Regions from separate parts of the Homo sapiens genome. Here regions 2 and 3 are each linked to region 1. A link is a contact called in ENCODE Hi-C or POLR2A ChIA-PET data. All regions are on one chromosome and are shown on one strand. Each heading gives the region's core, a stretch centred on a gene start or an enhancer-like site at or near the end of the contact. The rest is flanking DNA. Distances are from core to core; before and after follow the strand shown.

What was found. A loop is a pair of places that touch in the nucleus more often than their neighbours do. ChIA-PET counts read pairs that join two places held with the same protein, here RNA polymerase II (POLR2A). Pooled maps may share reads with other maps.
Region 2: a pooled map shows a loop between it and region 1 (10-fold over the local background). The contact joins the enhancer-like site here to the promoter of SH3BP5L in region 1. A Hi-C loop is called at or near these places in 4 of 37 single-sample maps with no recorded cell type and 13 of 50 pooled maps. POLR2A ChIA-PET finds 5 or more read pairs at or near these places in 3 of 52 experiments (BJ, PC-3 and Panc1).
Region 3: a map of CD8-positive, alpha-beta T cell shows a loop between it and region 1 (18-fold over the local background). The contact joins the promoter of FLJ39095 here to the promoter of SH3BP5L in region 1. A Hi-C loop is called at or near these places in 1 of 168 maps with a recorded cell type or tissue (CD8-positive, alpha-beta T cell) and 9 of 50 pooled maps. POLR2A ChIA-PET finds 5 or more read pairs at or near these places in 1 of 52 experiments (OCI-LY7).

The regions. Positions count from the first base shown.
Region 1 is chr1:248,824,659-248,827,868 of GRCh38, forward strand. It overlaps SH3BP5L (SH3 binding domain protein 5 like), which reads right to left and starts at 1,257. Exons shown (of 7, transcript NM_030645.3): 1 at 1,177-1,257; 2 at 95-708. The coding sequence starts at 277. It overlaps MIR3124 (microRNA 3124), which reads left to right and starts at 1,719; the gene lies at 1,719-1,785. RefSeq lists enhancers at 929-988, 1,051-1,602, 1,359-1,618, 1,603-2,153, 1,729-1,778 and 1 more.
Region 2 is chr1:247,208,977-247,211,933 of GRCh38, forward strand. No RefSeq gene overlaps it. Among named protein-coding and RNA genes, the nearest start is that of MIR3916, 8.4 kb to the left of the region's middle. RefSeq lists silencers at 1,473-1,682, 1,823-2,082 and an enhancer at 1,489-1,988. Within about 2 kb of position 1,460, at least 35 of the 41 ENCODE cell types and tissues checked have a DNase peak (open chromatin) inside an H3K27ac peak, as active enhancers do; they include PC-3, where a contact is called at or near this core.
Region 3 is chr1:247,103,014-247,106,262 of GRCh38, forward strand. FLJ39095 (a long non-coding RNA gene) reads left to right here and starts at 1,498. Exons shown (of 3, transcript NR_147502.1): 1 at 1,498-2,627; 2 at 2,980-3,138. ZNF669 (zinc finger protein 669) reads right to left here and starts at 1,343. Exons shown (of 4, transcript NM_001142572.2): 1 at 1,184-1,343. The coding sequence starts at 1,186. RefSeq lists an enhancer at 1,294-1,588.

The DNA.
Region 1 (3,210 bases), core at 7-2,506:
GGGACAGAGTAAGTCTAAGCCCTCATTCATCCAACACTCTTCAGGGAGGCTGGAATCTGGGCTCTCCTTCTCTCCCTGCTCTCAGTGCTCTCACCTGTATTCTAGGATCCAGTTCTTCCTCCTCTCTTGGGGACAATTTGGCCTCACTGCTGCTGCTTCCACCTCCTCCAGGCTCTTCTGCGACTGGGCTCCTAGGGACTTCATCCTCTACAACTTCAGGCCGCAGCTCCCCCTGTGGGGTCTCCCGCCCTCCTGGAACCTGTCTGAGCTCAGCCATGCTGACAGGGGGAGGGCAGAGCCCTATGCACAAGAGAGGACTGACATGCTGGGACCAGGGCCCCAGCTTGGGGCTTCCTGGGCTCTAGATGGCCAGGAGAAGAGTTTCTCTTCTCAAAAGGCAGAAAAGGTGGGCACAGGAAGAACCTCACACTAGGTTAGAGGTTGAGATTCAAGTTGTCAGTGGGGTTCCTAGAGCTGAAGCCTTGTCTGTGCAAAAGTTCTTCCCTTCCCGCCACAGGGAGTCCACTGTGACAAACCCGGAGCAACAGCTCCAAGGCAGGGGGCAAAGGGGGCTTGGATCCTGGACCGAGGCCTGCTAGGAGGAGCACCATTCGGGAGGGTGGAGGCAGGCGCCTCCAGGCTGTGGTGGCAGCTGGAGAGAGAAGGCTGGGCCCGAGCTGAGGCTGTAGGATGAGCGTCTCTGGGGAGCTGCAGAGAAACAAAGGCCAAGTATATGGTCATGTCAGCATCAAAACCGCAGCCACCAGCCCCTTCCAACTCTACAGCCTCCCAAAAACTACACTCTCACCACGCCCCCACCCATGTATTCCGACCAGTCCCTACCTCAACTTCTCTCCTTAGCCCTCAAGGACTTTAGATTCTACTCTTCCCCCGTCCCAGCTCCTCTCGACCCAGGCCCTCCTCAACCAGCGCCTTCGAGACTTTCCTCTGCACCCCTAGGCTCTCCTCCATCTCCTGTGGTCTCCCGCTCGTCCCACTCCACCCCAGCCCGGCTTTGCGATTCACCTTGTAACCCCGAGCCCCACCCCACCTTCTCTGTCCAACCCGAGACATCTAAGCCTCCCGTCTCCAATTCCACACTCTTCCGCAATCCCAAGGACCCTACTCCCGTCCATTCTACCCAGCCATGCGCAAAAGCCCCCCGCACAGCCTTACCTCAGTTTACCTTCCCGTCCGCGGAGCTTCTATGCTGCAAACAATCTCCCCCCCTCCCTCCCCGCAACAAGCCGATCCAACCAAAAACGACCAGGCAGACCAGAAGCGGAAATACATCATCGGTGAACAACGCTCTCCCTCCCACGCTCTCTCTCAAGCCGGGCCTCCTCGGGAGGCCTCACACTCCCCCGCCCTGCCTTCAGTTTCCGTACAAAATGGTGCCCCACGTTGCTCAGGCTAGCCGTAGGTTGCCTCCAGACCATACTCCACCAAGGCTGAATGAAAGAAAAACATGAGAATGTGGTGCTGAAGAAAATTAGGGCGCGGGACGGAAATCGAGAGTAACTGGTGAGAAGAGGAATACTAGATATAAAACGGAGATAATAGCCTCAGAGTGAGTAGTGCCATCTTGCTTTACGGAGCTGCGGCGGCGGCTGCCGGAAAGCCACTTCCGGCCTGCTCCACGGAGGCGGGCGCGACGCCGAAAGTGAGCTGGTAAACTTCCGGCAGTGGCTCCGGGGGCAACTCGAGTCCGGACGCTGGCGGGCTTCGCGGGCGAAGGCAAAGTCGATTTCCAAAAGTGACTTTCCTCACTCCCGTGAAGTCGGCGGAACCCTCCACTAACGGCGTCTGAGCGGACGGCTCCGATGTGTAAATCCCACTCCTCGAGGCCTCTGGACCTTGCACCTTGAACGACGTTTTGGTGGGGTCACCAATTGCTCCGTGAATACTAACCAGGAACTTAGTCAACATTAACTCAGTTAATTCACTCGTGCACCCAGGGTCAGATGCCCTCGATGAGCAGGAGTTTGTTACATGGCATTGTGTATCGTTACCTAGGTCCCTGAGCGAGCGCCTGCTTGTCACCTCTAGGTGTCGCTTGGTGAGGGGAGGGCCTAGGCCTAAGGGGAAGGGCTTCATTCAGGGTTGGATGTTTTGTTTTTACAAAAGGCGTAACTTCCTCAGAGTCAACTCAAAACTTTGCCCTGCAGATGGAAAAGGCAAATGGGCTGAATTCCCCTCCTTTTTGGATCCTGTCAAAGACAACCCAGCTAGACATTGAAGCAGTGAAAAAGACTTTTTTCAGTAACTACTTACAGAAAGGAAAAGAACTGACCTCTGTTCCGATTTGTACAGAAGTGACTGGGCATTTCAAAGGGAGAATGAAGGAAGGAAGGTGATCAGGGCTCAATAGTGTTGGAGAAGTGAAAAATTACAGATTTGATTGGCATAGATGCGATTCGGCCAGATGTGTCTGCTAGCTAGCAGCTATAGAAGTTAGAGTGCTTTTTTATGTATTTATTTATTTTGAGACGGAGTTTAACTCTTGTTGCCCAGGCTGGAGTGCAATGGCGCGATCTTGGCTCACTGCAACCTCCGCCCCACCCCCACCCCCGAGTACAAGAGATTCTCCTGCCTCAGCCTCCCGAGTAGCTGGGATTACAGGTGCATGCCAACACATCTGGCTAATTTTTCTATTTTTAGTAGAGACGGGGTTTCGCCACGTTGGCCAGGCTGGTCTCGAACTCCTGACCTCAGGTGATCCACCCGCCTGGGCATCCCAAAGTGCTAGGATTAGAGGCGTGAGCCACCACGCCCAGCCTAGCTTGCTATTCTTGCACTGAGATTGGGAGGTAGAGGCTCTGCCCTTCTTGACGATCAATTTCAAAGGAATGGCTCTCAGGTCCTTTAGAAGGACCTCTTGAGTTGTAGCAGACGCATAAACACCTTAAAGAGAAGAAGGAAGGATTCATAATGGTAAGCCCTTAATAAACGCCCTGAGAAAGGGAGGTCAGGAGCCTATCATCAGGTGTTGGCTAGAACAAATAGTAAATTCTCCTGGTAGCATTGAGCTTTCTCAGGCAGGCATTTTCATGGGGGAGCTGGGGTTCTCCTAGGGACATGATCTGACACTGCTAGAAGGCATGCTAAAGTTTGTCTCTTAGTAACTCAGAGGTTTGGATGGAGTCATGTGCCAAGAGTTCTACAGTTCTCAGTCCATTTCTTCTATCCCTTCATCCCATGAATAACGAT
Region 2 (2,957 bases), core at 210-2,709, 1.6 Mb before region 1:
TGCAATTGACAGTTAATAAAAAACTAAGGTTGAATTAAGTGAAAAAAATGTTTCAAGGTGTAAAACCCAGGAAGTGGCAATGCTGATTGGAACACAGACAAATCTGACTCAAGTGCCAAGTCAGGCCGTCCTATCACTTGGGACCTTCCTCTGTTTCCATACTGCTCACTGACCACCTTCCCGCCTTGCCCAGGAGCCACCACACTGTGCCCCACTGGGTGCCCCAAGTGGCTTGACTTTGCAGATTCTCGCGCCCCCTCACTGCAGTGGGTCTTCCTTGTCCTTTGGAACAGTTTTTCCCCCTTCACAAGTCTGAGAGAATCCAGATGTCAGAAATCATTTCTGTTTTTTCTTCTCAATATCAGCATCCAACTGGCTGACCAGCAATGTGTCCCCAAGGAACAGACGCTGGAGTTGGGTGAAGACAATCTGCATGTCCTAAGGGGTTAGCTTTGTAAATGAAGGGTAGGACCAGCTTCCTCTCAGCCCCAGGGCATCCATCTGCTCCCTTAAGAGGCTCCACCTCCATCACTGAGGCTGTCCTCTGGGAGGAAAGGAACAACGTGCTAATGTTCACTAAACATGCCTTGAGATGGGTCACCCCCAGACAATTATGAAACCCAGGCACAGAAAAAGACTGGAGGGTGGCTGAGGACACATGACCTTGTAAAATTTCCAAAGCAGAACCTCAAACCAAAGACATTCCGATAAGGTGTCTGTGCCTGGGGAAGATAAAAGAAGAGACACAAAGATTTTTTTTAAAGCAGTGTGTCAGGTGATTCTTCTCTGCTCACATAAAATGTTTACAAACAGAAAACAGATGTCTAAAAAAAGTGCCATCCAATGCTCTGTGAAAAAATGATGAAAACACTGTGTGTGAAATGTACAATAAAGGACACACAGGCTGGGGGGACAGGATGGTGGATGTGAGACCGTGCTTGCCACACATTTGGAAACGCAGTGGAAAACCAGTCCCCCTCTGGAGTGTTTAAAATAATTAACTAGCAATCAATTAGACTGAAGTAGCACTAGGACCATCGGTTCCTAAGGAAAAAAATCTAACTGAAATACATGTCTTGTAAATTACTACCTTAGGAAGAAACGATTTTCAGCCTGAACCAACCACAAACCTCCAATTAACCTCTCATTAAATAACCAGGAAATTTCCACCTGGACAGTCCACATAAGGCGACTCCACAACTGTAACTGTAACCAAGTTCTGAATTTGGTTCGCTTCCTTATGCCCCTTACAAAAGCCTTTGCTCCAAGCACCCACAAACCATGACTGGGCGCTCTGCATTGATGAACAGCTCTTTGCTCAAATAATCTCTTTAACGTTTAAACCTTGATTCCCTTTTCATTTTTACCAGGAGAAAGGAGGGCCTGGGACCCCACAGCCCACAGCTCCTCCCACGCAGTGGCTCCTCCTGGGTCGGGGCTCTCCCCCAGGCCCCTGCCGTCGCCACCGCACAGCTGCCAGCGAGGGGACGCGCCGGGCGGAAGTCGAGCGCAGAAGCGGACCGGACGCCGGGTGAGGCTGGCGGCCCAGCCCACATCCTGAGGCCAGGGGAAGCTGAGGGCCGGGCGGGTCCAGCGGGGTCTCGGGTCTGCAGACTCCGGAGGCAGCTGTGGGGAGGCCTGGGGCCGCCACAGCCAGTTCCAGCCCGTTTCCATCAGCCCCCTGCCCACCTCGGGACCCCGCCCACATACTCACCATTTCCCAGCTTCCCGGGTGTCCAGGCTGCTTAGCTATGGATCTCCTGATACCTGCAGGTCAGAGGGCAAGAGGCTGTGGCGGCCACCTGAGCTTCCCCGAGCAAAGCACGCCGAGCACAGAAGACGACCCAGCTGAGGCTGGCAGGAGAGACGAAGGCCCCGCCAGATCCCGGAAGCCGCGCCCTTCTGTCCGGCTGCACGCCCGATTGGACGGTTCCTACGTCAGCGCCCCTGATTGGATAGGGCTCCAGGCCCCGCCCCCTCAGTCCCTGAGTGACGGAGGATGTGATCGGACGCTGGGCTGAGGGCGACAAAGTGACAGGTTCTTGGCTGCAGCCTTTTCATGCAGGGCTTCCTGCTTGCGCTGGGCCTGGCCCAGCCCAGGGGGCATTTTCATTTAACCTTTTGTATAAGGTTATATCCATTTATAAATAATATATATATGTTATTCACAAATGAAAACAATATAATGGCAATGATTTTAACATTTCAGATTTTATGACCTTTCTGGCCTCTGGTAGTTTGATCAGGCAGCCTGAAATTTCAAAAAGGGAGGCAATCCTTTAAGAAATAAAATGTAAGCCACGTGTGAATTTTAAATTTCCTAGTAGCCACCTTTTAAACATTAAAAGTAACAGGTGAAACTGATTGTAATAATTTATTTAACCCAATATATTCAAAATATTATCATTTCAATGTATGATCAATATCTCAATATTCATCAATATATTAATGAACTATATAATTTTCGGTAGTCAATCTGTGAAACTCACTCTGTATTTCACCTTCCCAGCACGTCTCTGTTCAGCCACATTCCAGGCCCTCAGTACTCACACATGGCCAGTGGCTGTCACACTGCCGTGCAGCTCTGAGGGAGGTGAACGGTCTGAACCCTCATTTCCTTCCAGCAGTGAAAGATCGGTCCTCCTTATCAACGTCTCTCCCCAGGCCAAAGGCTGAAGGGACAGGGCCCTAGAGAGAGCAAGGGCTGCAAAAAGAGAGTGTCCACAGGTAGACCATTGCTGCCCCGCCTGCTGTCCATCTTCCTCCCAAAAATCAGACAGTCAAAAAAAGAACAATGGAGCCCCCAGGAGGACCTAATCCCCAGTCTTCAGGTCTTCCACAGCTTTGACTTCCAAAGTTTAGATATACAGAAAATAGATTAAACAAACTTCTGATATTGGTATTTGGCCTTGGCGCTAATAAACAGGCTATTGGTTGTCTTTTTCCTCCTATGGTGT
Region 3 (3,249 bases), core at 248-2,747, 1.7 Mb before region 1:
AAACTAGTTTTTCATACCTAGTAAAAATGACAAATGTCTAATGATTTTCAGTCATCTAAAAAAAGAGTTATGTCTTGCCTAACATACTTTTAAGATTTTCAACCAAAAATATTCAGGACAGCACAGTATTAGCAGAGAGATGAGCAAGCAGACCAAGGGCTGAGGACACAACACCCTGTAAAGTTTTCACAGGGGGACATCAACCTAAAGACATTTTGGTAATATGCACACTTAGGAAAGATGAAGAGAGGCACAAAGATTTTTTTACAGTAGAGTGTCAGATGGTTTATTCTCCGCTTTCCTCTCATGTAAAATGTTTGTAAACAGAAAAATATTTTGGCCGAGCGCGGTGGCTCACGCCTGTAATCTCAGCGCTTTAGGAGGCCGAGACGGGCGGATCACTTAAGGTCAGGAGTTCGAGACCAACCTAGCCAACATGGCGAAACCCTGTCTCTACCAAAAATACAAAAATTAGCTGGGCGTGGTGGCGGGCGCCTGTAATCCCAACTACTCGGGAGGCTGAGGCAGGAGAATCGCTTGAACCCGGGAGTCAGAGGTTGCAATGAGTGAGACTGCATCATTGCACTCCAGCCTGGCGACAGGGCGAGATTCCGTCTCCAAAAAAAAAAAAAAAAAAAAAAAAAAAGAATATGGTTTGCTTCCTCATTAACCTTATCAAAGCCTCTCATTTACGCCCCTTCTGTGGACCCCAAACCACAAACCATGACTGCGGTACCTGGTTTATGAATCGCCGTTTGCTCAAACACACGGTTTAACGTTTTAACAAAGCCTCGGCTTAATTTTAGGGGAAGAAAGGTGGGACTGGAAGCCCCATGAACCACAGCTCCTCCCATGCTGGAACCCCGCACACCGAGACACCGAGTCGGGGCTCTCCCGCATCACCCTCCCGTGGTCACCACACTACCTGGATAGGGGAGGCGAGGGGTTCCCGACAGGGCTCCGGCCGGCGGAAGTGGCGCCCGCAGGTACAGACAGGATGCAGGGGTTCCGCTGCCCGCCCCGCCCGGCCCGGCCCTGAACAGAAGAGGACTGAGCCCCGGCTACGCCACGGCGACTCGGTCCGCAGGTTCCGGAGCCGATGGCGTGGAGGCCCGAGTCGCGCCACAGCAGGTTTCAACCAGCCCTCTTCTCCACTTCGGGAAGCCAGGCGCAGTCCACTCACCATTCCTCGGCTTCCCGGGTGTCCTGGCGTCAGCTAGGGATGTCCCAATACTCGCAGGTCACAGGGTGGCAGAGGCTGCTGCAGAGCCACCTGGGCCTCCCAGAGCCAAGAACTAGCAGCGGAGACTAACAGGAAGAGCCGGCTCCGGCGAAGGAGAGACAAAGCAACCGCCAGGCAGATCCCGGAAGCCGCCCTCTCCTTTCCGGCGGCGCGCCTGATTGAACGGTCCCCACCCCAGCGCCCCTGATTGGATGGGGCTTCAGGCCCCGCCCCTCAGGCCCTGAGTGACAGGAGATTGCGATCTCACGTGAGGCTGGATGAGGTCAGAATGACCGCTTTTGGCCTAGCGGTTTGTAGGCGGTGCGTCCTTCCTGCGCTGGGATCCGACCATGCAAGAAGGACATTCACATTTAACCTGTATACAAGTTATAGCTATTTGTGCCTTTTATATATATATATATATATAAAATTGGAAGCAATATAATGACAGTTCTGTAACTGCCCAGGGAGTTCACCTTGCCCGCTACCTAGACAGAGCCGATTTCTCAAGACAGGGGAATAGCAATAGAGAAAGAGTAATTCACGCAGTGTCCTCTGTGCGGGAGACCGGAGTTTTTTTATTTTATTTTATTTTTTTGAAACAGAATCTTGCTCTGTCTCCCAGGCTGGAGTGCAGGCTTGGAGTTTTATGATTATTCAAATCAGTCTCCCTGAGCATTTGGGGTAAGAGTATTTAGAACGTTTATTTTGCCAAGGTTGGGGATGCATATGCATGACACAGCCTCAGGATGTCCTTGATGACATGTGCCCAAGGTGGTCAGAGCACAGCTTGGTTTTGTTGGAGAGAAATGCTCGGTGCCGCAAAGTGAAACCAGCACTCAAGCGAAAGTTTTCTCAGCAACGCAATTTACTTCTGCAGAAGCGTGCTGCTCGCATCAATCACGATCGCAAGAGCACACTGAACAGAGGAAAGCAGGGGTTTTTATTCCTAACGCAGTCCCTACCTCTGGCATGGGCTGGGGTCAGACCGCACGATCTAAACTGACCCGGTTGGCTATTTGTGAATATTTTCCCAAATAAGGAAGGGGGAAGGGGGATGTGAGTTACAATGGTGGGACTTGCGGTTTCCAAGGGAGAAATGGGTGCAGAGCAGGTAACCAAGGGAACAGATGTGAGTTATTGATTAGAACTGACGGAAGGTTGTTTACAGTAACTAAGGGCAAGGAGGCATGGAGAACAAGAAAGTTGAGTTCGAAAACAAAAAAACAAGAAAGTTAACATGCCAAACCTTGGAAGAGAAACTGACTGTATCTGACAGCTTTATACATTTTAGGGAAACAGGAGACATCAATCAACATATGTAAGATGAACACTGGTTTGATCCGGGACAACCTGAAGCAAAAGCGGGTCAACTCGAAGCCAGGAGGGGGCTTCCAGGTCACAGGTAGGTGAGAGACAAACGGTTGCATTCTTTTGAGTTTCTGATTAGCCTTTCCAAAGGAGGCAATAAGATATGCATTCATCTCAGTGAGCAGGGGATGACTCTGAATAGAATGGGAGGCAGGTTTGCCCTAAGCAGTTCCCAGATTGACTTTCCCCTTTAGCTTAGTGATCTGGGGGGCTCAAAACATTTTCCTTTCCAATTTCCCCCTTTTCTTTTAAAAATATTTTGGAGAAAGCATTTTAGAAGAAAATCAGTCTCTGGTCCCAGGTTTTGTCCAATCTCTCATGGAGTAGCTGGGATTACAGGCACTGGACACCACGCCTGCCTAATTTTTTTTTTTTTTTTTTCGTAGAAATGGGGTCTCCCTCAGTTGCCCAGGCTGGTCTCTGGTGCCCAACGCCGGGCTCCCGGTAATCTCTACAAATAATCCAGTGAAGGAATGCCAGAGAGTGGAAAGTGGAGGATGACTGACAAAGGACGCCCGAGTACGTTTTCACTTCAAGCTCTACAGGTAAGTAGGGCGCTCGGAAAATTCCAGGGTAACCTCCGGAAACTATGGGTCAGGCTGAGAGTAAGTTTGCTAATTACTGAAGCCTTGTCCGGCAGTTACTGCGCCGCGGAG